Regions from separate parts of the Homo sapiens genome. Here region 1 is linked to region 2. A link is a loop called in an ENCODE intact Hi-C map of the cell type or tissue named here. Cell type or tissue: PC-3. All regions are shown on one strand. Links, peaks and the distances in the headings refer to the core of each region. The heading gives the core; the rest is flanking DNA. Region 1 overlaps CMSS1 (cms1 ribosomal small subunit homolog). Region 2 overlaps CMSS1 (cms1 ribosomal small subunit homolog).

Region 1 (16,489 bases), core at 5,217-7,716, 60 kb before region 2:
TAAGCTAAGTGTCCCCATCCTTGCTGAGAAGAGGCTTTGGGATGTTTCTGTGTTATTCACCAGCTAGGAGCGGCCAACACCACTCTCCAAAAGTAGGATCTTGTGAATATTATGCAAGGGAACGTAGTATGATTAAGAGCTTATGACAGATGATGACTTTTAGGCTAAAATGACTAAGAGTTGCTTGCAAAATAGAGGAACTATCCTGACAGTAGGTAAGTTTTACTATAGTGATACACATGAAAGAAAACCAAAATGAAACTTTAAATTGTTATCCTGTTAAGAGTAAGATGGATAGTCAAAAATTAAAGAAAAAGTATGTTTGGATAAATGGCTTTCCTTCTTAATAGCTTGATTTTGTAAGCTGATGTGAATGATCAATATACAGTGTCAAAATCATCACAATGTGTTGAAAATGGAGAATTATACTGAATAGGTTAAATTGCAGAGGAGGAATTCTCTTTTCATGGAAAGATTAATGGAAGAAACTAACATTTTCAAATGGCAACTATATTGTATCTTTTTTCTTTTGTTTGTTTACCTTCTGTTGATGTTAAGATTTAATGAATGAGAGCCAGAGAACAGAAGCAGGTTTCTGAGATAAGGTTTTTGGCAGGTCTTGGGAGATACCTATCAAGAACTTGTTCTGTAACACCCCACAGAAGATGACTGGATATCCATGGGCACATCACATCTGGATATAAATGGGAAATGATGCTAGGCTGCTGCCAAATGATATCACAGAAAATTCTGCTCACTGTACTCCTCAATGGGAGGATTATTCAATGTTTAGGGTGGCTGCACAGTTTTGTATATAGGCGCTCCACTGAAGAGAGATATGTGTTCAGTTAAAATGGTTGTGACATATTCAGTTATTCTTTTTTCTTTCCATACCAATTAATGATTACATATCTTTCTTTATTCATTATCTGTTCACATCTCAGGAAGGAATAGAAGAGGTGCAACACATACACTGTTTAACTACACTACCATATTCCACGTGTGTATTAGATATGCATAAAGGAGAACATGGTGTAGTTAATACTAGAGAGAATGCATTGCAATTACAGCAATGTTCCTTTAGCTACAGTTAAACTTGTTTTTCCTGTGATGACATTTTCTGATTTATCAATCTGCTATCTCCCAAAGCCAAATATTCCAAGTAAACATTTCTCTACATTTATCAGTTGACACTATTATGAAACTCTCATTATGCTTAATTAAAAATCAGCATAAATACTGTAAGAGCTGTTTGTTAATAAAAACTTCTAAAGGCAGCAATAATATTCATGGGCTCTTTCCACCTGGGTAATTAAGGTCTACTACTCTGATGAGAATTTTCTCAGTAATTTCCCAAAGCAATGTGGGGTTTGGATTCTTATACTAACCAATACAAAGATACTCTGTAAAAGTTCTGCAGCAAAGAAAAGCATTCATTATTTAAAGAGTGACAATTTATTTTTAGAGTTTACCTTCTATTAAAGTTCATGTGTAATTGTCTTTTTTGCTTAAGCTTTATTTAAGCAATAAATTAGCAATAAATTTAAGTAATAAATTTAGTCAAGACTTGGTCTTAGGTAGTGGCGCTGGCACTGGAAATGAAGATATTTTATTGTGCCATTGAAATGATGGTGCCTTTAATAGAGTGCTATTGTAGGAGACTGCCATTGCAACTTGCCGAGAGTCAGGCAGGTCCAAGGATGCAAAAAACCTAAATGTAATGGGCTCTATCTTCTTTTCTTCTGATTACAGTCCATATTATTCTATGTTCTAACCTAAAGCAAAATTTTCATTACCAATGTAATACCCGCTTCACCTTTCTAATATGTTACATTAAAAAACATTTAAAGAAAAAGTGCTAGTAGCTTTTATTTTCCTTAGAGTAGAACTAGTGCCTACCAGCAATACACAGTAAGTTTGTTTAGTTATATTAGGGGAACACTTTTATAGTAATAGCTTAGTTTGTTTGCTCATTTGTTCATTCATTCATCAACTATTTTAGAATGCCTACTCTGTGCCAGGCCCCGTGCTGGTTATTGGGATTATAACAGTGAATGAGGCAAACATGGTCTCCAGATGCCCTGAGTGTAGGAATCTGCACAGAGAGTCTGATTACTAGTGATTTGAATCTGTGTATTGTGCATGTTGTTCAACATAGATATGGAGACAATTTTAGATACCATCTCAGCATCAAATAATTGAATTAGAAAACACATTTTAGTGCAAATACTTGAGCCTTCTTTGAGGGATGTTGACATTTTGGTGCAAGCTATAGATGTTAGACAAAAACTTTACATACTAATACCATCTGGTTCTTCAGAATTGGGTCAGACAGGAAGTCTAAGACAGAAGAAAATTTGTATTATAGCCTCTTAGAAGTCTAGGGTTCAAATCTGACAGTAGTTCAAGATTTTCTGTTTAATCTGATGGTCAATCACTGGAGCCTACACTGAAAGAGCAGCCCTACTGTGCTTCTCATCTTGGTTGAGGAGACTTTTCATAATGGCATTAACAATGTCATTTATACCTACAAGGTGTTTTATATTGTGTATAAAACTCGCATATCAATTACGCACTTGACCCTATGTAGTAGGAAAGGCAGGTATTACCATTCCCTGTTCAGCAGATAGATAAACTAAGTTTTAGATATTTAAGGGACTAGCCCAGCTAATGTTTTCTCTAACGCACAGCCTCATGGAGTAATCTCTTAAATAAAGTTCTAGAAAAATTCTGCATTTTCAACATGAGTACTCATAGCCCTGACCTATTGTTTGAAAGTGGTATTAGCAAACAGGAAAACATGCAGGTAGAGGAAAGTTTCACTCCTCCCCCTACCATCCTCTTTCTGCCTCCATTGCCCTTCTAGGTCCTTACCCTAGAGTTCTTCCTTCTGGCCCTTGAAAATTCAGTTTAGTTGCTAAAAGAGATATAAGCTACTGCCTTTTTCTTCTTCTTTTTGGGTGGAATGATGAAGTAGAATATGGCGAACTGGGCTGTAAAGCTCTGAATTGACTCCTATTATTGTAATGAAATAAAAAATTATTCTGAGTAATAAGATTTTAAAAAGTTTGTGACTGTTTAGGACAGGAACAGTATAGTATATTAGTATATCCACCTACATGCAAAATACAAATGGAATTTTACACTGCTGGTTAGTACCACCAGCCTAGCAACATAAAACATTGTCACATCAGATCAGACAATTTTCTACCCAGTCCAGATCCTGCTTCTGGTGCAAGCATAAGTAGGCTGTTGTGAAGAAGCAGTTTATCATGGGTAAGAGGAAAAATTCACAAGAAAAAATACTCTATATGGAAAAATGGTAAGCACAGGTAATGGAGAGCTATACAGAGCTGAGCAGAGCAGTGAATGGAGAAGGTTTTTCTGATGGATTTTGAGAGTTAAGCCACATAGCTAGTATTGTCTATTATTAGCTATGACCAAGCAAATACACGACTTTATTTCTTTTTTTACGTTCTTCCTGGAATTTCCTGTACATGTATTTAAAGTTTGTTGTAATTCCTTGGAGGCTTTTAGCTACTTTTTTCTCTATTTGTGGCTTGAAATGGATGACAGGTATCTTCATGATGGATCCAGGGACAATCACTTGACTAGGAAATTGGAATGCAGGGGAGGATAGCAAACGGGATAAAGCTGCTTCTGTGCTTCTCCTTAGAGTTGCTGCTCCTGACCCTGAAACAAAAAAATACAGAGGCAGCTGCTTCTGAGCCATGATATTAAACTGACAGGTTGTGACTAGGGACACCAGCTCCTTGTTTCAGCTGCCCCTAACATCTCTAAATGAAGCTATTTTAAGAACCTTTGCATTTGATCAGGGAGCATGTGGGGTTAACCTTATGTTTTCCCCTCCAGTTTTAGATTCTAAGCAGGTGCAGTTAGTAGTTCAAATTTTTAAAACTTATTATTGCATTTCCTTCCAATCAATGTAAAAATATTATATTCCCAAAGCTACCAGGGGTGTATTAGTGACTTGATTTATCTTCGGGCTGGTTCTATTTCAGATGACATCTCCTAATCTTTCTTCTTCGAACAAGAAAAAAAATGGTTGCCAACAGTTTGAAGGGTGGGTATGGGTACAGAAGTTACTAAGGATTCTTTGGCTGGGGGGTGGTGCTGGGGGGGGGGGGTCATAAAAGAAACATTTGCAGATGCAGATTGCAGTGCCTATCTCTTCCTTCAATGATTCCTGAGTTTGATGCTTTTTAATCTACTTTAGCAGCTAACTTATATATCATTAACCTTAGAATGTTAGGTAACAATATTTACAGTGGCTTCATTCATAATTGCCAAAACCTGGAAACAACCCCTTCAATTGGTAAATGAATAATCAAACTATAGTATATCAATACTATGAATTACTCAGCAATACCAATGAAACACACAACAATATGCATGAACCTCAATTGCATTATGCCAATTGAAAGAATCCAGACTGAAAAAGCTGCATCCTGAATGAGTTCATTTATACAACATTGTGGGAAAAAACCCCCAAAAACTATAGGGACAGAAAACACATCAGTGGTTGCCAACAGCTGACGCTGAGGGGAGGAACTGACTACAAAAGGGTGAGCAGGAACATCTCGGGTGATGGAACTGCTTTATGTCTTGACTATAATGGTGGTTACATGATTGCATGAGCTTGTCAAAATTTTCAGAATTGTACGTTATATAAGAGGTAATTTTACTATATGTAAAGCATACCTTATTGTGTGGCTCTATATTGAGAGAATCCCACTTCAAACTTCAACCAGCGTATCCTGCTTTGGTGTTGTATGGAATTCTTGCAGATTTTCATTGAAAAATTTTTTTTTAGGATATTAAAACACACAAAAGAAAAAGAACCCTTAAAAAATGATTAATAGAGTCCAACCACCTTGATTTACAGCGGAAGAATTGAGGCCTGAGAAAGTTAGTGGCAGAGAAATATGCTTTTTTTTTTTTTTAAGAGACAGTTAAAAACGATCATCCTGTAGAACCCAGAAAACTCAACTCTGTTCTTGTATAATACCGACTGTCAAACTGCATTGAAAAAGCCATGGGACCAAAAACTACGCAATAAACTCTAAGTACCTGCCTTCCAAATGCCATGTTGCGAAACTGGCCAGAAGCTGCTGGCTTCTGACAGATACACAGTTACAAGGGAATATGATCTGATTTTAGTATTCAGATAGACATAGCAAGCCTACTGTTTGTCAAAAACAACAGCCACCACAACCACACGCTGTGCTGAGCATGAGGTGTACCACAAAAGAAGACCCAAGCCATGTTTGGAAGGGGCATACATTTGTTCATTTGCTTACTTAGTTATCTAACAAACAAACGAGTGCCAGACACTGTCTTGGGTCCTGTAATCCAATGTTGATCTCGGAATTGTAACACAGTAGCATCTAGATACAGGGCAATGCCCAACCACTAGAATACAGTGAGGACTGTTTGAATTGAATACATGAATATCAAACAAAATCAGAGTCAAAACCAGAATGTACCACAATGCATTTAATGTCTAAGGGCATAGATTTTCCCAGATGGCATCACTGGCTTCTAATTCCATTTCAGTGTGTTCCTCAACAAGTTACCCTCTAAAGCCTCATGTTTCCTCAGCCATAAAATGCAGATAAGAATTGTACCTGCCTTGGTAAGTAATAAGCACAGTTAGTGACACATAAGTGCTCAATAATGAGAGGCTGTTATTATCATTATCATTAATATAGAAAACTCCCACTATGGTGCTATACCTTGGATCTATAAAAAATAATCAGTCTTGACAACGTGGTCAGTTCCTTCTGAAAGGCTGAAAAATGCTACAAGACCTAGTTAGATTGCACACAGACACAAAACTTTGGATTCCCTGGACCGAATTAAGAAGCCATGGGCTAGAAATGTCATCTATAAATAAAAGGAACTAGCATTTGAATCATGTATTTTCTTTGGGACCCTAAGTTAAGAACCAGTGCTCTAGAGTACACATCCACGGACAGGTATGAATTTAAAATGCCTCATTTCATGGTTTTGGCATTAAGAAAAATCCCAGAAAATTGATTATTAAATGTAAACCAGAAATTTTCTTGACCGATGTTAGAAAGGTAGAAACATCCTTTTCCCTTCCCTGAGATTCTCTGGCCCTAAGCAAGTAACTTTTTTTTTTTTTTTTTTAATTCTCTTGCTCTCTTCTACCATAAAATATAAATCATGTAATGAAGATTCCATAATCAAAAAAGTGTTAGTTTATGGCCTCACAGTCCAGAGGATTCTGAGGAGACAATGAAATTTCTAAAAGTGCAAAATTATTCCATAATGGGAAATGACTCTTCCTGTCTAGCAGTAATTATTTATGTAATACTACCTTGGGAGAATGTTAACAGTAGAGCGTTAAATTACTCCTTTTAAAACAAGGAATTTCCAACAGGGTTTTATTTGTTCTTTCCTAATTTAAAAAGACAGCATTTATACTCACAAGACTGCAAGTTTTACTAGCCTATCGTTTAGTGGTTAGGTTAGTTTCAGAAAGACTGTACTGAAGCATTAAATACCTGCCAAATGTGCGGAAGGAAAGCTCCAATTCAAATCATGACACACCCGTGGATTCATCACTCTCAAAGTAAACAAAGTGTTCAGAAATTCTACCAACAAAGTGTCAGAAGAGGCTATAATGCTTACTGAAGGGAGAAAAACTTTAGTTTACTTAAAACCCACATGCACTTTGTCATTTTCCCAGATGGCATCATAAAACTGCAATCATGACCTAAATAACCTAGTTTTTTCAGCATAGAATTCTATTATTATATTCCCATCTACATCTGGACAGTTCATCTTTAAAAGGCAATTTCAGTTGAAAAGAGAACTCAAAAGGTCCAGCTAGGTCTAGTGGAATTAATCTGTATATAAAACAAGGATTTTTTTTTAACTGTATGGAAGAATATAAAGATTTTCACCTGTACCTGCAGCACTAAGCATTTTGAACTGGTAGCTACAAATTTATATCTCTTGGCTGTGTAACAAAATCCATAAGTATTTATTCTTTGAGAGTTAGGTCAGACACACATTGGTGGCAAAATGCCAGTCACCACTGTAATGGGGCTCCCTTCATCTACTGACCAGAAAATATTTTTCTCAGAGTTTCCCTTAGCATACTTCTGTTATCTTATTAACTTTCTGCATATTTTTAAAAAGCAACAATATAACCTCTGGCATCTTAAATTTTCCAGACATATGAAAACATACTACAGGGATCAGGGCATTAGGTTAGGAGTAGTACAACCACCAGTTAGACACAATTTGAGTGAATCAGATGGGGTATAACTCATCTAAAGCATTCAAAAGGAAGCTTACATTTACAGCAGGAAGGTGAGCAACATGCTTTAGGCCAGGTGAGCATGCATATGCTTCTGGATCCTACAGCCCTTACCAGGGAAACACAGTTAGAGAAAATGATACCCACACATGAAGGCAGATCTTTTTCAACTAAGAAATCATTCTCCAGCTCTCAACCTTTCTTTGGGTAAAGAGTCAAAGTGGGGTTTCTGGGTGCAGTTTTCAGATGGGTGGCTCCAGATCATCTGCCACCATTACCCTCATTTCTGCTGGAGTCCTTCTTGTCCCTGGGGCCATATCTTGCATAATCCTGAGATTAATAAATCTGGCTAGATGGGAGGGTCCTTGGAACAGATCCAGATTAGGTTACATGTAGAATCAGTCATGCCTAGGCTGGCCTGGAAGAGGACTGAGCTTTCAGTCTGACATTATCATCTGCAAGTGTAAATCCCTGGAGAGTATTCCACAGCTGGAAGCTTGCACCTCTGCTCATAATGGTATCCTGGCTGTACTGACTTGTTGCTGCATCCTTTTGATAAGTCAACCTCTTCTGATTTACTATGTGGTATCTGTATCTGATTGTTCCATCAATCCTAGTCTACCATTGACAGTAATATCATATTTTCTCCATATGCTATACACAGCACATATGGATATTTTATTTAATTGAAACCCCTAGGAGGTATAATCTGTCTGTCTTGACTTCTAGACTCCCAGGCACAACTTTCTGTCCACACCATCTGATGGTGAGAAGCTATGTGAATTGAATGACTTCCAAGATGATGTTTCTAAGTTTGAAGTGAGAAAAGAAAGCTCATTGATTAAAAAAAAGTTTTTGTTTGATAAACAGAGAACTTACAACTCCTTTCAAAAAACTACTTGCATCCCAGGAGGTTAAAAGCCTGAGTATGAGGTATGCTATTTGGAGAAGGAAGAGTGACAACAGTAAGAAGCATGGGCTTCTAAAAAGGAAACTGATCTTCTGAAATGTCTCCTGGGATTGCATCAGCTTGACCTAGCAGTTGTTTTTCATTTCTACTTTCCAGACCACCTTTGTGTAAGAATTAATGACCTTCCCTCAGCCTATTAACTCAGAATGTCATTAATCTCTAGGAAATACCTTATCAATTCTGCTTAAAGGGTATATGAGAAGTGCTATGTTTTCGGTTAATCTTATAGCCCTTTAACCACCCTGTTCAATGATTACTGAACCTTCCTGGAAGTCCCTTTTGCCCCAGAATTAGTTAACATTTTAATAGCAGTCTTACTTGTAAGCTATGAAATTGTTAGATACGAATTGCAGTTGATTCAAAAGAAATGCCTTCCAGGGAGCCAAACTGAGTTGTGAGAAATATGTGTCTAAAAAGATATTACTAGTCCAAATTCCTATTGCTCATGTCTTTCCTGAGTACTTAACAAACTAAATATTGCCACTCCCAAATCAGTATTAATGGTCAGCTTCAATTATATGTTATTTCAACTTTAAGCTCTGGTAGGAGAATACATTATCTACTAAATCAGCCTTGTCAACAGGCCAGAAAAATCTTTACAGGCATAAATGTTTGTATGCTGTTAGAGGAAAGTATATGAGACTTAAACAATGCTTACTTGTGAACACCCTTTCCAAGACTAGGCTAAGAGAACAATAGCTACACCTAAGTATAGTAAAAGAAACAATCTGTAAATGAAGATTCTTATATACATAAATCATGTCATGAGCAGAAAGTTAAATAAAGGCAGATACTTTTACAGAAAGATTAGAGTTAATGCATAGGTGAGGTTTTGGCTGTTACAGACAGAAGAAACTATAGAGGTAGAAAAACATGGAAGTGAAGAAACAAGGATGGCAATAGCTAGATATTGAGCTAGCTAAGCTGTAAATGGTGATTCTCAGCCAGTTTTGGGGGTAAGGGAAAATAACAGGGGTGACTCTTTTCATCCCTGTTTTTTCTGAGTTTCTCTTGATGAAAGTTTTTCTTGATGAAAGCTAACAAGCTGAGAACATCAGTGCAAATCACCAAAGCAATCGGGTCAAATTCACTGCTACTACTCCTGCAAAACAGGAAAAGGCCCTCAAGCTTAACTTTTAGATTCCTGGGCATGCAAAGCAGGCCTTGGTCAGCCAGATCTGTACTCGGTTCTTCTCTGCCTTGGTCACTGTCCTCTGGGTCTTGGGAACACAGGCCTATGTTCCAAGCCATTGTTCTTTAAACAAAGTTGTGAACTGCTAACAGTTTTATTTAAAAGTTTATAAAATGGTAACCACATTGCTACATCTTTCTGGAGTATCTCAAACAAAGTGTGGGTCACATTTCTTGTGTAAAAAAAAGTGTAGCTCAGAGTTATTGAATAAACAAAGACAACTGATGTAGTTAACGGGCTTTGTGTGACCACAGCTATGTCATCTTGGTCTTGATTCCAGTTTCAGGCAGAGGTCAGGGTGAGCCATCCCACAAAGGGGCCTCCTACCAGTCAGTCCATCTAGATGCTTTGCCTGAGCAAGCTTCTTTGCAGTCCCTACCCTGTAACTTGGCATGACTGGCAATGGGGGTGGGGGTGAGAGAGGGCCACTCTCATTGTAACCTGTGCTCTCCAATCCAAACACACACAGAGAGCAGTTGGCTTCATTTCAGAGAAATGAAAAGTCACCTCTCCTCAGTGGATGGCTAGAAGCCCCAATTTGGTGACATGGCCTCTGGGCCTTTAAGCAAATAAGGTAAGAGGACGCTTCTACTAACTGAAAACCTCTGAGTTAATGCGCCTGATTAAACAAGCTGTCAGGAACCTTGGCAGACCCGTGCTCATGATTCTTATTAATAAGGTTGATATTTACATAAATATCAGCTGTTCATTGATAATGCTGCCAACACACAGGGCATAGACTCTTTTCTTTAGGATAACACAGACAGATTTATCTTAATGCAACAATTTGTTATTTGAACAAACATGTTTATTGCAAGGCCAGTGAAGTGAAACCCAAAGGTTTTCTTGTTTGAATTTCCCAGGGGGCAGTTTGTAATAGCTGCTGGAAGAGACCATTCCATGGCTTCTAATACAGTGCAATGCTGGCAACCAATATTCTCTCCTCCATCTCAACTTTGGCTCTTAACTGCCCACACCTCCTTTTTGCTCAACATGAAGAATGGTTGTTGTTACCTGCCCAATCCGTGCTTCCAACTTGCCTAGAAAAAACCTGATTCAAGTTTTGAGGAATAAACTCCTAAAGACTCTAGATCTTCAGTTACACAAAGGAGCTCACACCTAGAGTGGATTTTGCAAATATTAAAACAGTTATCCCAACACTAGTTTGCTTTCATGCCAGTACTTGTGTGGCAGCCCCCAGTGGGGCCATAATAACCTTCAGAATGGAGCAGCTTTGCCCAACCTCCTGCTGTGCTCAAGACTTCGGGTTCTGCATGTGTGTTTCTGGCTGACTCTTGCTGTCTCATAGCTCTTGCTGCCACTGTGAGCTGCTGCCTTCTCCATGGTCTGAGTGGGCTTCTTTCAAAAAGCTGCTTGGTCTGCTTATGTGGGGAGACTTCAAATCACCAGTTTCCTATTAAAGACTCCTGGCCTACAATCACAGGGTGAACAGGAATATACAAAAGTCAGGGAAGGTATTTCACAAAGACTAGATCTGTGTACCCACAGTCGGTCTGCTTCATTTTTACAGCACTTAGTCTCCCAAGCCTCAACCTCACACTTTTTTCCTCCACTGGCACCTGTAGTGCCATAAGCAGAGGGCATTACATTGCTTTTTCCTTTCAACTGCTCTTGCCAATCTGCTATGCTCTGGCAGAACTTAGTGGTAGATGGAAAGGTTATTTTTGATGACAGGGCTTAGCAACATTCCCTAAACAGAAAACCTCTCTCCTATACACTTATAGCACTGCAAAATACTTTTAATATAATTTAGTCACTGATCTCAGAAAAAGGAGAAAGTTGGCTTTGCAAATTATTGTCTTTCATAGCCAAGTAAATGAACAAACCCAGAGGAAGCACAGTGTCCCTGGGGTCATGAATTTAGTCAAACACGGAGTAACTACTGAATGCAAAGCATGGCGGAGGACACAGAATGCAGCTTGGCATTGTCCTTGCCTTCAAAGAATTAATAGTTTAGTAATGGAAGTAGGAAAAACACAAAAAATATAAAACAATATGGAATATAAAAAGTGTTACAAGAGACGTACAGATAAAATACTGGAGTAATTTGAAGAAAAGAGAGATCTCACACCTGTGGAGAAGCAGAAATCACGCTGATGAGGATCCAATTTCTTCTGTGCACATCTTAGGCTACTTTCACTTCTCTTTCCTTATTATCCCATTTCCAAGGATATTTAGTTATCCTCTTAACACCCGAGAAATGCAAATCAAAACCACAATGAGATACCATCTCATACCAGTTAGAATGGCGATCATTAAAAAGTCAGGAAACAACAGGTGCTGGAGAGGATGTGGAGAAATAGGAACACTTTTACACTGTTGATGGGACTGTAAACTAGTTCAACCATTGTGGAAGTCGGTGTGGTGATTCCTCAGGGATCTAGAACTAGAAATACCATTTGACCCAGCAATCCCATTACTGGGTATATACCCAAAGGATTATAAATCTTGCTGCTATAAAGACACATGCACACGTATGTTTATTGTGGCACTATTCACAATAGCAAAGACTTGGAACCAAGCCAAATGTCCAACAATGATCGACTGGATTAAGAAAATGTGGCACATATACACCATGGAATACTATGCAGCCATAAAAAATGATGAGTTCATGTCCTTTGTAGGGACATGGATGAAGCTGGAAACCATCATTCTCAGCAAACTATCGCAAGGACAAAAAACCAAACACTGCATGTTCTCACTCGTAGGTGGGAATTGAACAATGAGAACACATGGACACAGGAAGGGGAACATCACACACTGGGGCCTGTTGTGGGGTGAGGGGAGCGGGGAGGGATAGCATTAGGAGATACACCTAATGTTAAATGATGAGTTAATGGGTGCAGCACACCAACATGGCACATGTATACATATGTAACTAACCTGCACATTGTGCACATGTACCCTAAAACTTAAAGTATAATTAAAAAAACAAAAACAAACAAAAAACATCCCAACCCCTCCTGTGTTGGACTGGATCAGAGAGTGCATGTGTTACTTTGAAGGGTATATTTATTTCCACCACAATCAAGAATTCCAATGGAAGTACTTCACCGAAAGCAAGGTTGTGAGAGTCTCTTCAGTTGCTGCCTCTCTGCATTTTTCTTTGCTTCTTCTAACCCGATCTACTTTACCTGAGGCCACTGCTACCTGCCTGCAAAGCTGGACTGCTCCTCCCGCCAAATATCAAAGCTTCTTCCCACAAAAGTCTCTGGTCCTGGTCTGTGTCCTCAGTCAACGAAGTCAATGCACTCCCTCTCCTCATAGGCAGTGGGGAGCTGTCATTTTAGCTGTAGTATTAACTGTCCCTCAGTAAAGGAAAGTAGGACATTACCTGTGCCTGGGATTCTTTCTCAGTCTTAGTATAACGCTGTCTCAGAAAGTAACTGGTTACTACCACTCAGGAGAGGCTAATACATGTGTTTACTTTTCACCATAGTCTAATGAGAATTCCAGTATGTACCACCCAGCTCCAGAGGCCCCCAGGTACAAAAGTGGTCAAGGTACTCCAAAATCTGAAGGCTGCTATCCTACATGCATGCAAGTGAGATGCCACTGTCATCACACACTTTCTTCTCTGTTCTCCATATACCTGGGCTAAAAAACTGACCACTAACACACAAGGAAGCTAAATCTTGGTCAACCACTCCACCAGGAATGGAAGAATCAGGAAAAACTGATCTTCCTCATGAACTGCCTGAAAGAATTCTCTTCAAAAGACACCAGGACACCTTCTCCACAGCACTTCACCAGAATATGCAGCAAGGCGATACTAACCTTGCGAGGTCTCACACTCCACCAGATATCTTAGTGATGCTATTTCTCATCATCTTGGTATTCTCAGCTACCAACAAAAATGTAAGCCTCAAGGGTCAATAGTCCTTTCATTTACTGTATTTTCATTCCTGTATAATTTTGCATTCTTCCCTCTGATTCTTCCCTTCCTCTCTGACTTGCCTCCAAATCCTTCCCATGGTGTGCTCTGAATCTCTCTGAAGACATGTAGAACCATGCAAAAGCACAGCTTTGCAGCCAGGCTGAACTGGATTTAATGATTCAAATGTGGACTTGCTGTGTAATCTTAAATGCATATGGCCTCACTGTGCCTTATGACCTAATCTGTAAAATCCAGATGATAGTAATTACTTTGCAGGGTCTGATAATATTATAATGTATAAGACAGCCAAGTATAGTACATGGTACATTCTAGGTGTTCAACAAATGACAAATATTGCTATTTTTGGGACTACTACATTTTACCCTTTTCACAGACTCCTCATTCTAAGTCCTGTTCTATCTCTTGTCCAACCCTTTCCTCAGGATGTACAACCCTTGAATATCTCAGGAGAAGGCTACTTGTGCCCCCAGAGCCCACACACCAAAATCTGAGTGGCAGCATTGTCCCAGCCCACCATGCCACTTCCAGGCCATTCCTTTCCATTCTCTTATCAAAATACCTCTGCTCTCACGGCTCATGCCACACTTGCCCACTCCTCAGTTCTGCCTCTCCTCATCATTGCACTTTCTTTAATAAGGACTTTGACAACTGTGTCAAACTTTTTTCTCTCCTAATTCCCTCCCAGTTGTGGTTAGTCTCAACTTGAGCATGGATGATCTTTATAACACTGTGGCTTCAGAATTCTTCAACTCCAAAACCCTCTGCCCACTCTCAGCAACTCAGTTCCATAACCACACCTGGAATGTTCTACCGCTGCATACTTATGATACTTTACCATACTTAAGTGGTTCAAATGTCTGGCTCTCCTTGGTGGCCTGTTAGGTTCCCACTGCTACAGAACATATCTTATGAGAGGTTTTAATCTTATCCCTAGGACAGTGTCTGGCACACGGTGGGTATTTAATAAATATTTATGGAATGAATAACATGGTATATTTATATAGTTTTCTAGAGATAATCTTGTTTGCTTATCACCTTAGGAAGACAGAAACATTATTGTAATTCCCCTGTGTAAACAGGGAAATGAGGCTCAGAAAAGTTAAATGACTTAGTTAAGGATACATAATTAGACCGATACAAATACTTTTATATCACCTAGAGGCTGGCAGGGGCTTTTCCTACCATCCTAGCTACAAGATCAGCTCTCTTCTTCCTCTACCTTCCTTACCCTTGTATACTTGTTTCTTATAAAATCTTATCAGAAAATTTGGAAAGTGATAGCTTACTCGTTTAATGCACATATGCATAATTCTGATAGGATTATGCATCTCTGTGCTTTAAAGGGTGTACTGAAATGAGACTCTTGGTATCTTTTTAAAGGAACTATGTAATGTTATATTTGATTGCTCCTAGTGTGCGTACTAAGATGATAAATATTCAGTCTATTACCTACATTAAGTCAATTTCAAAACTAAAAAATGCAGAAATCCAGTATTGTATTCTCTGATTAATTCAATCCTGCATTTAAGCTTCCTGAAAAAGCCTGCAGAATGACAGTTCAAAACTTCTCTGGGTTACAAATGAAAAATGATCATTGGTAGAAATTTGAAAACTCCCTTTTAATATATAAAGAAGAGTTCTGCAATCAGGAAAGCAAAAACCTGCTGAATCACTCTACTCCACATCCCATGCATGGCTGAATCCAACACCATCTTAACTGGCATTATTTATAATCCCAAATTGAGAAGTATCTAGTTCCAGGCAATGAATCAAAAATATTTCTTATCAGCTGGAATCTTTAAAAATGTTTTCCTAGTTTAAGGAAGCCATTTGAGATCCCTAAAATATTTTCCTAGTTTAAGAAAGGCATTTTTAAAAACAGATCCTTGCTAATGGTTTGTTTTCATGGTGAGTTTCCACCTCTGTATACGGCAATGACATTCAACATTCTTCAGAAGGCACTGCTATGCTACACAGTGAGGCATGTAAAGTTTTCAGGGCTGTAGGTACTTATACTCCAGTAGGGAAGAAATATATGCACAAAAATAACTTCCTTGCATGTACTGGTATTGATTAGCAGCAAGAGCCGAAGTTCAATTATGAATAATACAAATAAAACTTATAGAGTCAGTCAATTATAGCTAACAATTCTTGAGTGCTTGCTATCTGCCTGGTACCATGCTGAATACTTTAATACACTAACTTATTTAATTTCAAGAATCCTGTGAGGTAGCCATTCTAGTCATCATGTTACAGATGAGAAAGTTTAGCCTGAGAGAAGTTCAGTAACTGGCCTAAGGTCAAAGAGCAGTTTAAATGGTGGAAATGGCATTCAAATATAGGGTTTTTCACTCTAAAACACAGTGCTTGTTTCTTTACTTCTCGTTACCTCCTTCTACTGAAGCTTATCATCACCAATACAGGTACCGTGTAGTTTGTTTTTTTACCTGTCATAAAATGTGAATCTGCTAACTGGTGAGGGAATCACAGGGAGGCTTTCAGCTGGCTGTGCTGCAAGCAGTACAGACTCCAGTGGGTTGGCAATAACAAATTACAGCACAGCCAAGAGTCAAAGTAGTCCCTGACCTATGATCTTGTTGCTATTCTTGTTTTACTAGATTTTTCAAATAGCAATGTGGCACGTACCATTACTATGCCTAGCTAAACATTAAAAATCACTATTACCTTGTCAGATATGCTACCGTTGATGAAATTTTAAAAAACCAACAAAATAAATGATAAGAGTTTCTACTGAGTAAAAATATAACACAAAGCTATTCAGAAAAAGTGCAACAAAGCCATTGCAACTTAGAAGGTAGCAAGTATCCAGCTGAGTATTTTGTTGAAATGGAGGCCTAATCCTGGGCTAGGAAAAATTTAATAACCAAGTAGTCTTTGTGATATTTGCCAAATAACGAAGAATATTCAAATCCAGAACTAATTATTAGAGTCTATTAATGGTGCTGAAAATAACCTAATAGTTTAGAAAATATTCATGACGTACATGTTCACAAATACATGGCTTTAAAAACAGAGTGCAATCTCACTTTTAGATGTAAATCCAACAAAACATGTATATATATAGGCTTGTATACT
Region 2 (16,489 bases), core at 5,246-7,745:
TCACAGTACAATGGCAACTTTGGTTAAGGAAGGGATTTAAACACTACATGCTATCTTGAAAGCACACAAATGTTTGACCCTTGGCCAGCTTTTACAATACTAGGGAAGCTCAAGTGGTAAAAGATTTGGAAATAATGTAGCTCTTCAAAGCCTTGGGGAGAATATTACATACTTTTAAGTAAGCCGAATGTCCAGATATACAAAGAACAAAGTATAGAATTTGGGAAGAAGTGTGGGCCAGAGTCAATGCTTGGAAACACTTGGATGCAATTTACTTTGATTCTAGTAGGAAGCTGCATATGAATAATGGAGAACAAAATCTGGCCCCAGGGGGCAGTTTTATAAAATAATACAGACTCAGCATGTGTTGTGGCAGTCACTAAAGAATTGATTAGTTAGGGTTTCTGTGGCTTTGGATAGATTTCCAGGTAAGAAAGATAACACAGTGAAAACAAACAGAATGCTCAAGTGTAGACCCCTAAATGCTCAGAGAAATGAGAGAATGTAGTAAGATTCTTACTGGCTGTACCAGGTTGAATACCCATTCTCCCCACTCCCCCAAATTTATGCACCTAGCAAAACCTGTGAATGTGACTATATTTGGAAATAGGGTGTTTGCTGACGTAATCAAGTTAAGATGAGGTCAAACTGGATTAGGGTAGGCCCCAATCCAGTGACTGGTGTCCTCATGAGAAGACAGAAATTTGGATACAGACACAACGAGGGAAGACAACTATGTAAAGACAGCGGCAGATTTGGGAGTTATGCTGCCACAAGCCAAGGAATGCCAAGGACTGTTGGCAAGCACCAGAAGCTACAAAAAGCAAGAAAGTATTCTTCCCTACGGCCTTTGAAGGAAGCATAGCCCTGCTGACACTTTGATTTCAAACTTCTAGCCTCTAGAACTGTGAGAGTATATATTCTTGTTATTATAAATCACCCAATTTGTGGTAATCTGTTATGGCAGTCCTAGGAAACTGTGTCTTTTCAAGACACTTCTGGGGCAGAAGGCTTGCTATGGTGAATTATACAATGACTTACAACTATGCCCCAAATTGGAGCAATATATAGGGTTTAAGAGATAAAGGCACAGGAAGCATACTGTCAACAAGGAGCACCCTTGTTTCAGGAGAGAATAGAAATAAGAAATAATGACTGGTAACCAAAGGGAGAGCAGGCGAACAACTCCACAGGTGATATACAGAGCATTTATCCCAGGGATGAACTAAATTTCATCTTATTTAGGGGAAATTATATATTACAGGTTTTAAAAATTCCTGTGAAAAAACAAATCCTAGAAAATAATAACAAGGCACTTAAGGATATTTACATATTTAAAAACAAGATCAAATATGAATTTATTTATAACTTTATCTTGTATCATATCCAGAAAGTTTACCTTATACAGTATATACTCAAACAACTGGTTTACATGAGGTTGGGGAAGGTACCTTCCACCTTGCCTTTGTAAAATTTTAGAATATACTTATCTTAAAATGTGGTTATAGAAAGAAACATTGCATTAACTTACCCATGGATTCTCAGTGTTAATACTTGCTCCTGAGCTATCTTCATGTCTCAGGCCCTCTTTCCTATACTAGCATTGAATTGCTAATGTATGCCCAAGAAAATGGAGGACAGACTTCATCAGTTTCACTTAGAGGTTCAGTTAATAAAACCACAATAATAACACAAATGGTGCCATAAGACCCATCCTCCAACTGGGTGCACTCAGTTCTAATAGGACATGCACACGGATACACCACTACCATCACCACCACTACTACCCCTCAGACCTTGGAACAAAAGTTCCCCCTGGAATTTTGGTGCAGAGAAGTGAATCTCTCATAAATGTGCCATTCAATAAGAAGGTTATTGCTCTGCATTAGTTTTTTATTCGTTTCTGGACTGTGCCATGTCTGCTCATGCAAAACTCCAATGGAGTGTATTAGTATAGCCCACATATGCCATAGTCAATTACATGTCAAGAAAAGCTTGAACTCATTTGCCTATTATAAGTGTGCATCATGGGGTCCTAGTCAGTTCTAAAGGAACTGAACTCTCAGATCACAAATTATGCCCATTAGTAGCCTAAATAACATGTGACAAATAACACATATGACATAATAATATAGATCATTTAAGGGTGAGTTGGTAAATTGCATGTGTTTCTTGCTTGAAATATTTTATATTTATCACATTTATATTTATGTATAAATACATAAAATATTTTATATAATATACTTCATATTATAAACATATATTTTAATAACACATATTAATAAATATATGACATATAAAATATATTACATTAAATTATATACTTATACTATAAAAAATATATATAATAAAATGTTTGTTTTTAGAAATATAAGCCATTGGCACTATTCACAATAGCAAAGACTTGGAACCAAGCCAAATGTCCAACAATGATCGACTAGATTAAGAAAATGTGGCACATGTACACCATGGAATACTATGCAGCCATAAAAAGGATGAGTTCATGTCCTTTGTAGGGACATGGATGAAGCTGAAAACCATCATTCTCAGCAAACTATCGCAAGGACAAAAAACCAAACACTGCATGTTCTCACTCATAGGTGGGAAATGAACAATGAGAACACATGGACATAGGAAGGGGAACATCACACACCGGGGCCTGTTGTGGGGTGGGGGGAGGGGGGAGGGTTAGCATTAGGAGATATACCTAATGTTAAATGACGAGTTAATGAGTGCAGCACACCAACATGGCACATGTATACATATGTAACTAACCTGCACATTGTGCACATGTACCCTAAAACTTAAAATATATATATATAAAAAGAAATATAAGCCATTGGTTTATATTATTAAATTTTGAAATAAAATTATTTACTACTCTTTCAGTCTTCTGGATTATTCTAATTGCACAGCATATATTGAGGTGGGTGTCCAAATGAGTTTTAAAAACCTGTAACAAAACAGAATATCGGAAAAAATAAGAAGCTGGACTCACAGAGAAGAATTGTGATCCATTTAAATTTCTGACTTATGGAAAGGGTTTCACTGATCTTAACAACTGTCTTTATAATAAGTATATATTATTCAAATGATGGTTTAAAAATAAATTTATACTAATAAAATATCACTTTTATGTGATTTCTCTATTGAAGGTGGGTATAAGATTGTTTGCAAGAAGAAACTGCTACCTAAAACATGTGAAAATAGTTTGGTAGAGGGCATTATAGAGCTGACTTTTGGATCAAATTCTTGAAGACTCTTCCACAAGGAGCCACTTCCATGCTCCCAAAGAATGTGTCTCACAGAGTTATCTTCCAAAGTTAAAGCCGCTAATTTAACAAAACCTGGGGGAGGCTGGGTGCGGTGGTTCATGCCTGTAATCCCAGCACTTTGGGAGGTCAAGGTGGGTGGATCACCTGAGGTCAGGAGTTCGAGACCAGCCTGGCCAACATGGTGAAACCCCATCTGTACTAAAAATACAAAATTAGCCAGGCAAGGTGGCGCACACCTGTAATCCCAGCTACTTGGAGGCTGAGGCAGGAGAATCGCTTGAACCTGGGAGATGGAGGTTGCAGTGAGCAGAGATTGTACCACTGCACTCCAGCCTGGGCAATAGAGCGAGACTCTGTCTCAAAACAAACAAATAAACAAATAAACAAACAAATTGTGGGAATTTACAGAGATGCCTCTAAAAAAACAGAAAATGACTATGATCTAATTTGGATCTTACCATAATCAGATAAGCATTCTATTTTAGCATTAAAACATTTTATAATCAATTTTAAGAGATTTAAAATTTTCATACTGAGCATTTCACATAAATCTAAAAAAGATATGGCTTTCTCTGATATTGCCCAAACTCCCTCTCTGTGTAAGTTCCTGACTCATTAGAGGGCACATTTAAAAATCACTCAGAGTTATAAGGGAGGTTAATACAGCACCACAGTGTCATATTTTTAAGAAGGATTCTTCTTTTTATTTATTGATCTATGAAACTGATCTACCAGAAATGCTGGTAAATAAACAAATTTTAAAAATTTGCCCCCGAACACTACCCCATGATGCCCTTAATAGATTCATTCCACAGGTGAGTCTGTGTGATTAAAAAAGCATGTTCCTTTTCACTTAGGCCACTAGGAAGCTTAGAGCTAAATAGTGATTAACTTCTAATAACCGTAAAGAACCACACAGTATATGGTCCTTTGAACAACTCAGAAGTTAGGGTCACTGACCCTCTGTGCAGTTGAAAATCGCATATAACTTTTGACTCCCCCCAAACTTAACTACTAGTAGCTTACTGTTGACCAGAAGCCTTATTGATAAAATAAAAAGTCAATTAACAAGTATTTTGTATGTTGTATATATATTATAAACAGTAGTCTTACAATAAAGTGAGCTAGAGAAAAGAAAATGTTAGAAGACAATCATAAGGAAGAGAAAGTACATTTACTATTTGTTAAGAAAATATATTTACTATTCATTATTCTTCAAGTAGGCTGAGAAGGAGGAGGAAGAAGGGTTGCTCTTGCTGTCTCAGGAATGGCAGAAGTCGACAGAGTTCAAAACCATGTTGTTCAAGGGTCAACTTATTTCTGTTTCTCACTATTATCTCTGGCTTTATATTCTAATCACTTTTATTCCCTCAATGAATTATTTTAATTTTCTGTACTGCATATGTTTTGGAAGTGAGGTATAAATAGATCAATCAATAAAAAGAAGACTCCCTCTTAAAAATATGACACTCTAGTGCCATATTAACCTCCCTTATAATGCTGAGTGATTTTTTAAAAAGCTCTCCCCAAATTAATCCTTCATCGACTTTGGTAAGTTCGGTAAGACCCTAGGGTTTCATAACAAGCTAGAAGAGCAATAGTCTAACCTCTAATCTTTGTTGAGTATGCTCAAACCTCAAAAACAGATGATAAATGAAACAAGAGAACAGTTTATTTGTTACCATGATTTATTGCCACGTTTCTATAATGTAGAGAAGATATGTGTTCCCAAAGGTATAACTTCAAATAGTAAGGAGAGAAGGTAAAAGAAAAAACAAGGAAAGAGAACTGTTTGCAATTGTCAGACACAAATTTCTACAGTTTTTTTCCAGTTAAATTCAGACATCGACTTTGTTTCTGGCATAAAAATTTTATGCCCTTTTGTTTGCTATACTCTTTTATTCATATAAGATGTAATCCATTAGGTTTGAAAATAGACAATTGTGTGTGTGGTAACTTTAATTCCATGACACAAACAAAAGTGCTTTTCCATAACTGTCCAAGTCCATATTTAAGCAATCAGTCTAGGCCATCATATCAACCTTATATAATTCTGCACAACAGATTTTTTTTTAAAGAGTAAAATACAATTTTAGAAGCAGAAAGAAAATGTCCTAGGAGAAAAACCTAGGGCTAGTTAGGAAAATCTGGAATCCCAGTCTTTGTCCATGTACAGGGGCTGAGAAACATAAAACCCACCTGGACTTGATTGCTTCCTTTAGTGAGATGTTAACAGAGTGGAAATGATTCCTGATTTGGCTTTTATTTTCCCTCTCTAAATGGCAGTCCAAAAAAGTGGTGCAAGAATCACCTGGCACCTCAATTACCATGCTCAGTTTCTCCCCTGACACTGTGTGGTGGGTTGTGTCACAATAACTTTGCACCCACAGATATGGCTTCAGGGTGGGCTCTGACTGAGATGGAGTGAGCTCCGTGTCACAGCTTGCCTCGGTTAGCCACAGCTGCAGGGAAGAGCTGGCTCTACTCTTCCTCCTCTTTCCCCAACTCACCCCAAGCAAATGCTTCAAGCAGCTGCCATACTTGAGGGCTGGCAGTGCCGAAGGCTCTGAAGGTCTGGAAAGGGGAGAAATGAGGGGCCTCTGGGACTAAAGCATAACCAAATTAAGGGATAAACAAGTGAGTTAACTTTAAGTCTATTGCTAGTTTTCCTAGTAAAATAAAGACAGTGGAAGGATTTGGTCTGGACCTATCTGTCCCCTTCCCTGAGGGCTGTTCAGCAGAGCTTGGGACCTGGTCATTTGTGGGGCAAACAGGGCCAGAATGCAGGAAGACAATGCAAGCACAAGTGGACTTGGATTGTGGCTGTTTGGCCCCTATATGCCAGCTTGCCTGGGACAGTCCCTTACTACTAATTTAAACCCTTTCACTTTCACAAGCTATGGCCCAGTGTTTCTTAGGAGGGTATATTTACACTATAGGAGGGACAATTCGTTCTTTCATGAGTCTGCTCAACTCACCATAGAAAATTTGCCTACTAAGTGCCAGAAGCTACCTCCATCCTATCATTTTTCGCCCACCCTGTCATTTTGACAACCAAAAATGCCTTCCTTTTTTTTTTCAAATGCCTTCTGGGGAGAGCAGTGAGGCCCAGACGCACAGCCACTGAATGCCCTGTCAGTTAAAAGAGGAAGCAGAGGCTAAGAGAGGTGAAATGATTTGATTGAGGCTATAGCTAGACAGTGGCAGGGGCATTGTTTCTTGACTTCACATACAGTGAGGCTTCCAGAAGGACAAAACTCTACTGTCTCTTGACAGACACCTGCAGTTGAATCACTGTTTGCGGAGGCATAAACTGCAGGGAAAGAATTTACATGTGGTAATACCAGTGTTTTATTTGTGGCCACTTAATCATTCGCAGTCAGTAGCTTTATGACCCTCGCTGGTTTCAGAGGTTATGAATAATAATGGTATTCTTTAAGGAGGACATGATACTTTAGTTTTTTTAAACACATAGAATTTGGAGTTAAGTCATAAAAGCTTTCCAGAAAGGAAGAGGAGAGTTGTCATTAATTTTTAAATGCATGAAGCTTAAAGAGGGATTTACAATAATAGCATCAATAAATATGCTTTGGAAGCACCTTTTCTTCAAGGAATTCAAAACCTTTTTTTCTTCTAAAAATGTTTAAAGATATATTGTTCTCAAAAGAAGAAAATAACAACACTTCCCTCCGATAGTTTTTACTAGTTTCACTTCCTTAAAAGCATTTAATCCTGAAAATAACCCTAGAAAGGTAGGCAGAGAAAGTATTATACCCATTTTACCAACAAGGAAATTTAGGTTAGAAAACTTCAATGGCTAAACATTTAGCAGTTTTGGACCTTCAAAACCTGAGGACAATACCCTTTACATTTTATCTTGAAAACTCAAGTCGGGAGCACTGTTGATAGTCAATTATTATATTTACTTAAATAACAGCCTCTTTCTCCATGATTTAGGAGGAAATATTTTTTCCCTCTACCTAATTACTCATGGTCATTTGTTCTGCCTACCAACAGTAGTCCTGAACCATGGAAAATAGGAAAACTGGGTTACTTGGCCACTCACCACTCACTGAGCACTTACTATCTATTAGGCCCTGGCTGAGGTATTGAAGATACAAAGGCTAATCAGACCTGGCCTTATCAGGTTTGAAGGGTTCAAAACCATCTTGAGAGCATTTTGAGTATTTTTCTCACTTCTGTCAGCGCTGACTTATTTCTATTACCTGGAGCTGAGATGGCCAAGTGGTTGGTTGTGATTTTGCCCAGGCCAGGTCATTCCCTGTAATGACAACAGGACCCCTCTTTTGCTAACCTCTCTCCTCACAAAAACATCAACAACAACCAATTGTAACAACAATCCCAAATCCTGGGGGGAGTTGGGGAATTCTAGATTTATAATCTCTGTATATACAACAAGCTCTAGAGATAAAACTATGATCTACCAGTTAGGCTACTACTAGTAAACTTAAAAAAAAAAAAAGGTTGTTTACTTTCAGTGACAACTTTGAGAAATAGGTGAACAACCTGATACTTTTAACTACATTGCCAAATATAAAAATAATTCTGCAAATTCTGAATTTCCCTTTTTAAGACATGTCTGAGGCATAAGGAGGAGTGGACTATCTAGAATTAGGAATTTTCACAACTCTAAAGAAGTTACTGGATCCAAACGCTGGAATATCCTGGCCCTGATCAGTTTCAAGTATTCAGGATTAGATTCATAGAGTTATCAGTGCCCTGGGAAATTTGATGAGCCTGTTATTGAGAATACAGCTATTTAGCTGTGAAGCCTTGGGGGAAAACCAAGCAGTCATCATGTTACAATTCCTCACTATTCTCTTGCCTCTCCATACCCTTTCCTTAAAAAATAAACAAACAAAGCAAGCATGTGGCAAACATGTTTCCATTTTTCCACCAAGAATGCAGATGTGACAGCTTCTTCCCCTTCCCTTCTCTCATCCACCCCAGCTCCGCCTCCTCCCCCTTCCCCAGTGACCTCATCCCTGCGCAGAAAGGACACCAGCTGCAGGGAGGGTCAGACTCCACCAAGTGGGATCATTATCATCATTAGGAATGCCAAGAAGCCCAGAAGGCCTTGCTGACATGTGCAATGTGTTACAGCTTTCTGTGGTTTCCCCACATTCACAGCAAAGCTGCCGTCTGGAAATGTAAAGGCTTTGCCTTCCTAAAAATAATGTTACCAGAAGAATATTTAGACAGATATTTCTCAACAAATCAATCAGTCACTGCAGCAGCAATAATGAGAACCCACCAAGATGAAGAACCTGGGGGCAGCCTCAGAAATCATTTGGGTCCAAATGTCCCATTTAAGATAAATGAAGTCCCCTGATTTTTCAGGGGGAGAATTATAGGAGGTGTTTGCGAGAGGAGGGATGCCTGGGAATTAAAAATTACAAAAAAAAAATTCTAACACAGCAGCACAATGAAAGCTAATGGTTTTATCTCGATTTTATACACATATTTTCACAGATTTATGTTCATTCCTTTATTCACTCTTTTCCACTCTCCTCTTTGTCAATTAGTGCTAACTCAGAGAATAAGGCTGTGAGATTTTCCTAGACATAGTAATAATGGCAATTACCATATATTGAGTGCTTACTATGAGCTAGATACTGTGCTATGTGCTGTACGCATCCCTTTCAACCTCTTTGCACAGCTAGATCATTACTTCCAAGTTATAGATGCAACAACTAAGGCTTCGAGAGGTCATATTCGCAGCTTTAAATATAATCTATAAACTGTTATCCAATTTATATTTCTAGCCTACATCTCTTGTGAGCGCCAGATCTGTTTTTACAATTACCTGCATACCATCTCCCCTTGGATATATCACAAGCATCTCAGATCAAACATGTTCCAAACTGAGCTTAGGATCTAGTCCTCTCTACGCCCAGGCTAGACTCTCCTCTAAATGTTCTTAACTTCAGGAAACAGCACCTCATATCAGAAAAATGGAAGTCATCAGAGACACTACTATTCTGCAATGTCACCAAAGCAGAGAGCCACTAGTCCTGTCAGCTCTACCTCCTAAATCTGTTTTGGAGCCATTAACCACTCCATTGACTGCCACCATCATCTCTCACCTGAAAAATGGCACCAGCCTTTTTCACATTGGTTTCCTTCTCTCATCTACTGTGTGATGAGGTACAATAATCAGAGTGATTTAAATACAAATCAAGTTTTTACCTCATTAAAAAAATCTTTCAATGGTTACTCATTGCTCTTAGAAAAGACCAAGATTCTTGCCAGTGCCTATAAGGCCCTGTATAATCTGGCTTCACTACCTCTGTATCTTTCTACTTCCCTCTCTTTCACTGGGCTCTAGTCTAGCTTGACTTTTTTCAGTTCCTCTTTTGTCTCAAGTTCCTTCCTGACTTGGGTTCTTGGAGCAAGCTGTCCTTTAGCCTGTGATGCTCTTGTATACTCTGTTTGGCTAACTCCTACTCATTCTTTGAGCCTCAGCTTACCTATTGTTTCAAAAATAGTTTTCACTGCCCCCCTTGACAGATTACCCCTGTGTTACTTCTTTATACTATGATGTAAATACTTATTTAAATATTTATTTTTCACTGGTTTCCCTAACTAGAATATAAACTTCATTAGGGCAAAGACCATGTCAATCTTGTAAACAACTGCATCGCTTGTGCCCATCACAATGCCTGGCACATAGAAGACGCTCAATCAAAATTTGTTAAATGAATAAACGAGGCAAGTAACTGGCTCAAGGTCACAGGATTTGAACCCAAATCTCAATGTGTCTTGTTCTAAAGCACATTCCCTTTTAAAATCTTGCAAAGCAGGACAGAGTTTGTCATAGAAATATGGTATATACACCCAATGAACTACTAGCTAGCCTTCAAACAGAAGGAAATTCTGTCCTTCCAACAACGTGGATGGAACTGGAGGACATCATGCTAAGTGAAATAAGCTAGGCACAGAAAGACAAGTATGTATGATCTCATTTCTATGTAGAATCTAAAAAGCTGATCTCTATTGCACTGCATAATGACTACAGTTATTCAAAATAACATACTGCATATTTCAAAATTGCTAAAAGGATAGATTTTTAATGTTCTTGTCACAATAAAATAAGTTGGTGAGGTGATGGATATGTTAACTAGCTTGATTGATTCTTTCTATAATGTATACAGAGATTAAAATATCACATTGTATCCCCTAAATATACACAATTTTTTGTCATTTTGTAAAAAAAGTTTTAAAAAATAAATTCAACATATCATAATCACCTTCCAGGGATGTAAATTTCTCAAGTCTCCATGTCCTAACTGACTCAAATGGATGGCTAGTTAGATGGTTAAAAGGAATAAAGTCTGGGAGTATGGTAGGATGGGGTGGAGCCTGTCTCCCACAGCAAATGAGACATAATAAATACCTACTGGCCTGCAAAAGTAGTCAAAAATAGAGAAGTGAGAGTATGGATGAGGGAAAAGAGACCTTAGAGACTGCTGAGCTGCTATAAGCCTCAAGAAAATGAGATTCAAGAACGAAGGAAACAAATATTTAATATAGCTGAAAAGAACAGAGACAGAGAGACTTTCAAAAGACAAAATATAATCTTTCAAAGGGGAATAAAACTTACTGGACATGATTTTCTGCATATATTTTCTCTTTTCCTTACTTGTATGTACAGAGAGCAGATAAGGCACAACACAGTAAAGAATGAAATACTGGATATGCCTGAAGAAAGCCTCTCTGAGCTTTGAGGACTGGGGAGTACTTCTTGTCAATTTGAGACACAGGATACTTGTCTCCATCATTATAATTCAAAAAACATTCCCTGCTCAGGGGGTCTGTCACTGATCTTCACATTGAGGTAAAGAGAGATGAGCAAAGAAGGCTGTGACCAGCACAGGCTATGTTAGCCCTTTATCCCTCTTGTTCTGCGAATGCAGTCATTTTCTTCCACAAACATGTAGGACTTTACATTTTTCCATGATGAATGTGGACTTGTTACATTTGCCCTAGTTGTCAAGGTCTGGGAACTTTGGCTCTATTCCTCTCCTTCAATCCATTTTTTTCTTGAACTGTCCCAGCTTCCCGTAAGAAGTACTCGATTGTTAGGAACTTTAAAACGTGTATTTCTCATGTTGTTGTCCCTTTGTGTGGAAGAAATGGTTATAGCAACTGGGTTATCAGCTATGTGGCAAAAGAAAAGAAAAAAAACCTGTTCTCTATTCCTCCCTCATGTTCTCCATAAAAGGCAATAAAATTCTTCAGTAAATACAGTATCATCTGGCATGGTTGGAATTGTTCTAATTATGTACTCTGGTTAACAATGTCTGAACCATACATGGATTACCAATTTCCAAAGAATTAAAATAAAATACACTTGGTAATAAAATAATACAAGAGCCTGATATGATTTGTCTCTGATTAGTCAAAAGGTGCACAAAGATCTTGTAGCACCGTGAATCACAGTTTAGAGAATTTTATTACATGATGGTGCTCACAGGCTAGCTGACGAAACATCAGATAACAGATTTCACTGTATCTGGTATTGGCTGGTCACAGAGCCAATGTTTTTTTGTTACTGGCTGGTCTTCTTATTAGAATACAAAAAAAAATCAAGTTTATATTGACATTTACAGCACTAAGCTCTGTGACTGGATCATTCTGTTTGTTTAAGAGGAATCTTACAAGCTTGTGGGCTTTAAAAAATTTCAGTGGCTATTGTTTTCATCTACTGCCACAATTTTTGCCCTTTGTAGATCCTTTAATATGTAATAATGACTACATTTAAAGGTCAAATTCCAGAATTTCTATTAATATGACAATGTTTTAGGGATGGATTACGATCCAGAGCTTATGGCAAAATAAAGAGAAAGGGGAGCAGAAGGGGGCATATATGAAATAAAAAGGGACTCAGATCATATAGCTGAAGAAAGAGGAAGGAATGGCAATGGTCCCTGTTCTCACTGTTCCTGAGGTGCAGCCTGTGCCTTTCTATCCTAGTTTTCAGCTGTCATTATTTTTTTAAATCAAATTGTAGTTGGGGTCAGCATGTGATATACTTTCATGTTGAAAGAAGAAAAAGGTGAGATAAATCAAGGCACAACATGAGTTATCCTTTCTCCTGAATTTTACTGTTTAAAAGATCTCTGGTAGGTCTAAAACCATGCTACATAGACATAAAATACCTCCATTTCACTCATAGCCAGGATATCTGCACTTATCCCCCTTCCCCAAACCAAATACATACAAGTAATTCTATTTTCTTGGTAAGGCAATTGTTGATTAATGAATCATCTTTCCTGTAATTTTTATTTTTATTTTTTTTGTAGCCTTAGTTTGGCTAAGTTCCCTGGCATTCCTGTTGAAGTGTGTAATGGAAAATTTGACCTCACATTCTTTGCTTTTTTGTAACATCACAAAACACTGATATAACAGGGCTACTAAAAAGTAGCTTGGAGATGAAGGGATGCACATAAAGAAAAAGCTCAGTGTGGAAAGGAACAAAGACGCAGTAAATCATGTGGAAGGTAAATATTTAGCTTCACAGACCTGAAGTTACATTCATCTTCAAGTGCTTACAGCTTAGGATGTCATAGAGTTTCCATCATAATTTTGCTTTTCTAAAGAGATTACAAACCAGCCATAAAAAGCCATTCTCAAAATTAACTTGGAACACAGGTAGGCCATTTTGTAGATTCCATAGCTTGTTTGAAAAATGGTGATTTAGGGTGGGGCAGGCAGAAGAAAGGTGTCAGGAAGTGATTTCTTGCATTTAGCTATATCTGAGCTGAAATAAAACTTTGGCAGTCACCCTTCTGTGATCACATCCAACTGTCTAAGGAAAATGTAACAGGTCATACAGAGTCAACTTTGGTTAACTGTAAAGCGTGGGATTTGGCAGCAAAGACATACTTCAGGACAGATTTTTCAGCAAAATTCATAGTGGAATACATGAACTCGTTATAAAAACCTTTTTCTTTTTAAAATGAGACTCTCTTCCCTAAGGCAAAGAAACCATTTTTTCAAATGCATAATCCAGGCTCAAGGGACATCTACCCAGCCACTGACAAAGTTTCTCCCTTTGCAGCCCTAATGATCCTACAACCTGAGAAAATGTCAACTTGGCTGTGATGGGAAAAGAGTCCCACATGGCTCCCAGCACCACCCTCTCAAAATGTCACAACCTCTTGGCATAGGACATCCTGTTCAGCCTGTAATAGTCATTCAAATGAAGTGTTTCATGATAACAACACTGGCTTATGTGTGTATTGTCAACCAAGACCGTCCTAAAGGCTGTCAGAATGCATATATAAGGGCCTGTTCAGTCTATTAATCATCTAGATGTGCTGAAAAAAGGAAGGGGGGAAAAAGCAGATGCAGAGAAGTCTGTACAAATCACTACTAGTTACTCAGGCTGCTGGGAAAATGTGCAGATGTTTCTTGATGCTACCTAAACTGTTTCTAAAACCACGGTCACATCTGTGTACTCATCTATATTAAAATGGAATGCTATTATCTGGAACTATACAAATGATTCTCGGGGAGAGAACTTTAATATACTGTTTATGGCCTGGATAAATAGTATTTATTTGAATAATTAATACTTTTTTTAAAAGAGGGAGTTAGATGAGAATTATGCAAATGAAATATGCAAATAAGCCACAAGAGAGAACTCTTTGTTTAATCTTATGTTGTAAGTGGTAAGAGATGGTTACCTGTTCCAGAGATTGTCTTAGGTTCCTACTTCTCACTGGCTTTTGTGGGTGCAGGAAGAAAAAAAAATATTCAGACAGCTTGGATTGATTCATGTATCCAATTATAAAATGCAGGTAGATAGATCAAGAAAGTTGTTAACTATGAGGCCAGGCACGGTGGCTCATGCCTGTAATCCCAGCATTTTGGAAGGCCAAGGTGGGCGGATGATGAGGTCAAGAGATCGAGACCATCCTGGCTAACACAGTGAAACCCCATCTCTACTAAAAATACAAAAAATTAGCCGGGCATGGTGGCGGGCGTCTGTAGTCCCAGCTACTCGGGAGGCTGAGGCAGGAGAATGGTGTGAACCTGGGAGGTGGAGGTTGCAGTGAGCCGAGATCATGCCACTGCACTCCAGCCTGGGCAACAGAACAAGACTCCATCTCAAAAAAAAAAAAAAAGAAGAAAGTCGTTAACTGTGAAGAAAACCACTGGGGGGAATTACCACATGCCATTTAATATCTAATTTAAGGGAAGCACTGAGATCTTGGATGAAAAATTACTTGGTGATATACTGAAATATCAACTCTAGGGACAATGCTTTTCTAGATTCTTCTGGATTCCTAAAAATTTCCTAGATCTTATTTGGTATCTGGCTTTTCCAAGGTACTCCTGGTATCCCGCATATTATAAGACTGAATCTTACACTATCTAATTTGAAATAAATTTTACTGTTTTCCTTTCCATTAAGTATTAAACCAAGTTGGTATTTTTGTAGAACTCCACTGAAATCTTTATACTGTGAAATCTTTATACTACATACTGTGAAATATAATCATAGATTATATTTCATCTGCTCTTTGATATTCCTGTAGCAGGTGAGTCTTGGCTGTACTTCTTATGTACTTCATAGGCTGTACTACTGTGATCAAGAACACTTAGAAAAGGTTGCTCAGTTTTTTGAGGTCAAGTTAATAAGTAAAGCAGACTAACTGAATTAGATAAAATGCATAATGGTTTTCACCACTACAGTGAAAGGTCTGGGAATGTCTCTGTGTTTGATGAACTATTATTAGATGATGATAATTTCAATACCAATACAACACTGGTGAAAGCATAATTTCCTATTCTTTTTATAAGCATTAAATTTAGGAGTTTTTCCAACATCTGTTATTGCTGAATTAATGCAAAATTATTGTCTCCCAACACAAAATTCTTATTTCCTTAGGCAAGCAATATTGTGTGTGCATTTTTCAAAGACGTTTTATACATATGCAGACAAACATGTACGTTCATTCTTTCTTCTTTTTATTACATGCAAAAGGTAGCATACGATATAGACAATATGTTCTGTACTGTGCCTTTTGGACTTAACAATACATCTGGGAGATCCTGCTGTATCAGTACATAAGGAGCAGCTGGGCACCGTGGCTTGGCACCTGTAATCTCAGCTACTTGGGAGGCTGAGGTGGGAGGATCGCTTGAGCCCAGGAGTTTGAGGCTACTATGTAGGACATGGACTGAGATCGTGTCCTTTAAAAAGAAAGAAACAAACAAAACCCATAAATAGCTTTCCAGTTTTTGTTATGGAAGCATAGTATTGGATAAATGAATAATCCTATTTACTTCCAGTCCCTACAAAAGTACATTTAGGTTATTTCCAATCTTTTGCAATTACAATGTTTGTTAATTTTGAAATTAAACCGAACAGTCAATAAGAAACTACAACTGACTGAGTAGTATTGCCTGTTTCCGCTCCCTACTCGAATTCTCTATAAGCAAAAAAATGGTGAAAAAAGAAATAATTTGGCTAATCAGCTTTTGGATAATTCAATATCTTATTTTTCTATCTGTTGCCAGTTAAGCAATTTTTTTTGGATGGGCTCAAAATAATAGACTCATTACTTCATTACTTTTCTTATTATTTCTGTAAGAGTTATATTTTAATGAGAAGAAAAGAGAGGCCGGGCGTGGTGGCTCACGCCTGTAATCACAGCACTTTGGGAGGCCAGGGCAGCTGGATCACCTGAAGTCAGGAGTTCAAGACCAGCCTGGCCAGTATGGTGAAACTCTGTCTCTACTAAAAATACAAAAATTAGCTGGACATGGTGGCAGGTGCCTGTAATCCCAGCTACTCGGGAGGCTGAGGCAAGGAGAATTGCTTGAACCCAGGAGGCAGAGGTTGCAGTGAGCCGAGATTGTGCCACTGCACTCCACCTGGGCGACAGAGCGAGATTTGAGACTCTGTTCCCTCCCCCCCCAAAAAAAAAAAAAAAAAGAAAAGCGATTAAAAAGGAAAACCTAAGCGATTCAGAGCCAGTTAGTGTGGCTGTAAAGCTACTCAGGTAATTGTGAGGAAGAAATTAGTAGAGCTTTAGTTTTTTAAAGGTCTTAATCTGTACTGGAGGTCAAGTTATCATCACTGTCATTTTCCTCAAAAACATTTAAACATTCACTTATACACAGCTTTATGCAATGAGCTTCCCAAAGCAAGCAAGATGCATAGAGAAACTTATCAGGAC

The links. Hi-C counts contacts between places; a loop is a spot of excess contacts. Peaks named below come from ENCODE experiments on the same cell type or tissue, not always from the same donor. Only the 100,000 strongest peaks of a DNase experiment are listed, where the experiment ranks them.
Region 1: it touches region 2 in a loop (7-fold over the local background); 3 of 110 quality-filtered maps call a loop at or near these places.

Annotation. Positions count from the first base shown.
Region 1 is chr3:100,097,563-100,114,051 of GRCh38, reverse strand. All of the region lies in intron 1 of CMSS1 (cms1 ribosomal small subunit homolog), which reads right to left. All of the region lies in intron 1 of FILIP1L (filamin A interacting protein 1 like), which reads left to right. Among named protein-coding and RNA genes, the nearest start is that of FILIP1L, 8.7 kb to the left of the region's middle. In PC-3, for the core only: no CTCF peak of the experiment used is centred there; DNase peaks (open chromatin) are centred at 6,621 and 7,351; H3K4me3 peaks cover 325 bases; H3K27ac peaks cover 2,051 bases.
Region 2 is chr3:100,037,696-100,054,184 of GRCh38, reverse strand. The region is part of intron 1 of CMSS1 (cms1 ribosomal small subunit homolog); the gene reads right to left. All of the region lies in intron 1 of FILIP1L (filamin A interacting protein 1 like), which reads left to right. It overlaps LOC105374010 (a long non-coding RNA gene), which reads right to left. Exons shown (of 5, transcript NR_189163.1): 5 at 12,792-14,410. Among named protein-coding and RNA genes, the nearest start is that of FILIP1L, 69 kb to the left of the region's middle. RefSeq lists an enhancer at 6,337-6,426. In PC-3, for the core only: no CTCF peak of the experiment used is centred there; a DNase peak (open chromatin) is centred at 6,574; H3K4me3 peaks cover 1,627 bases; H3K27ac peaks cover 2,433 bases.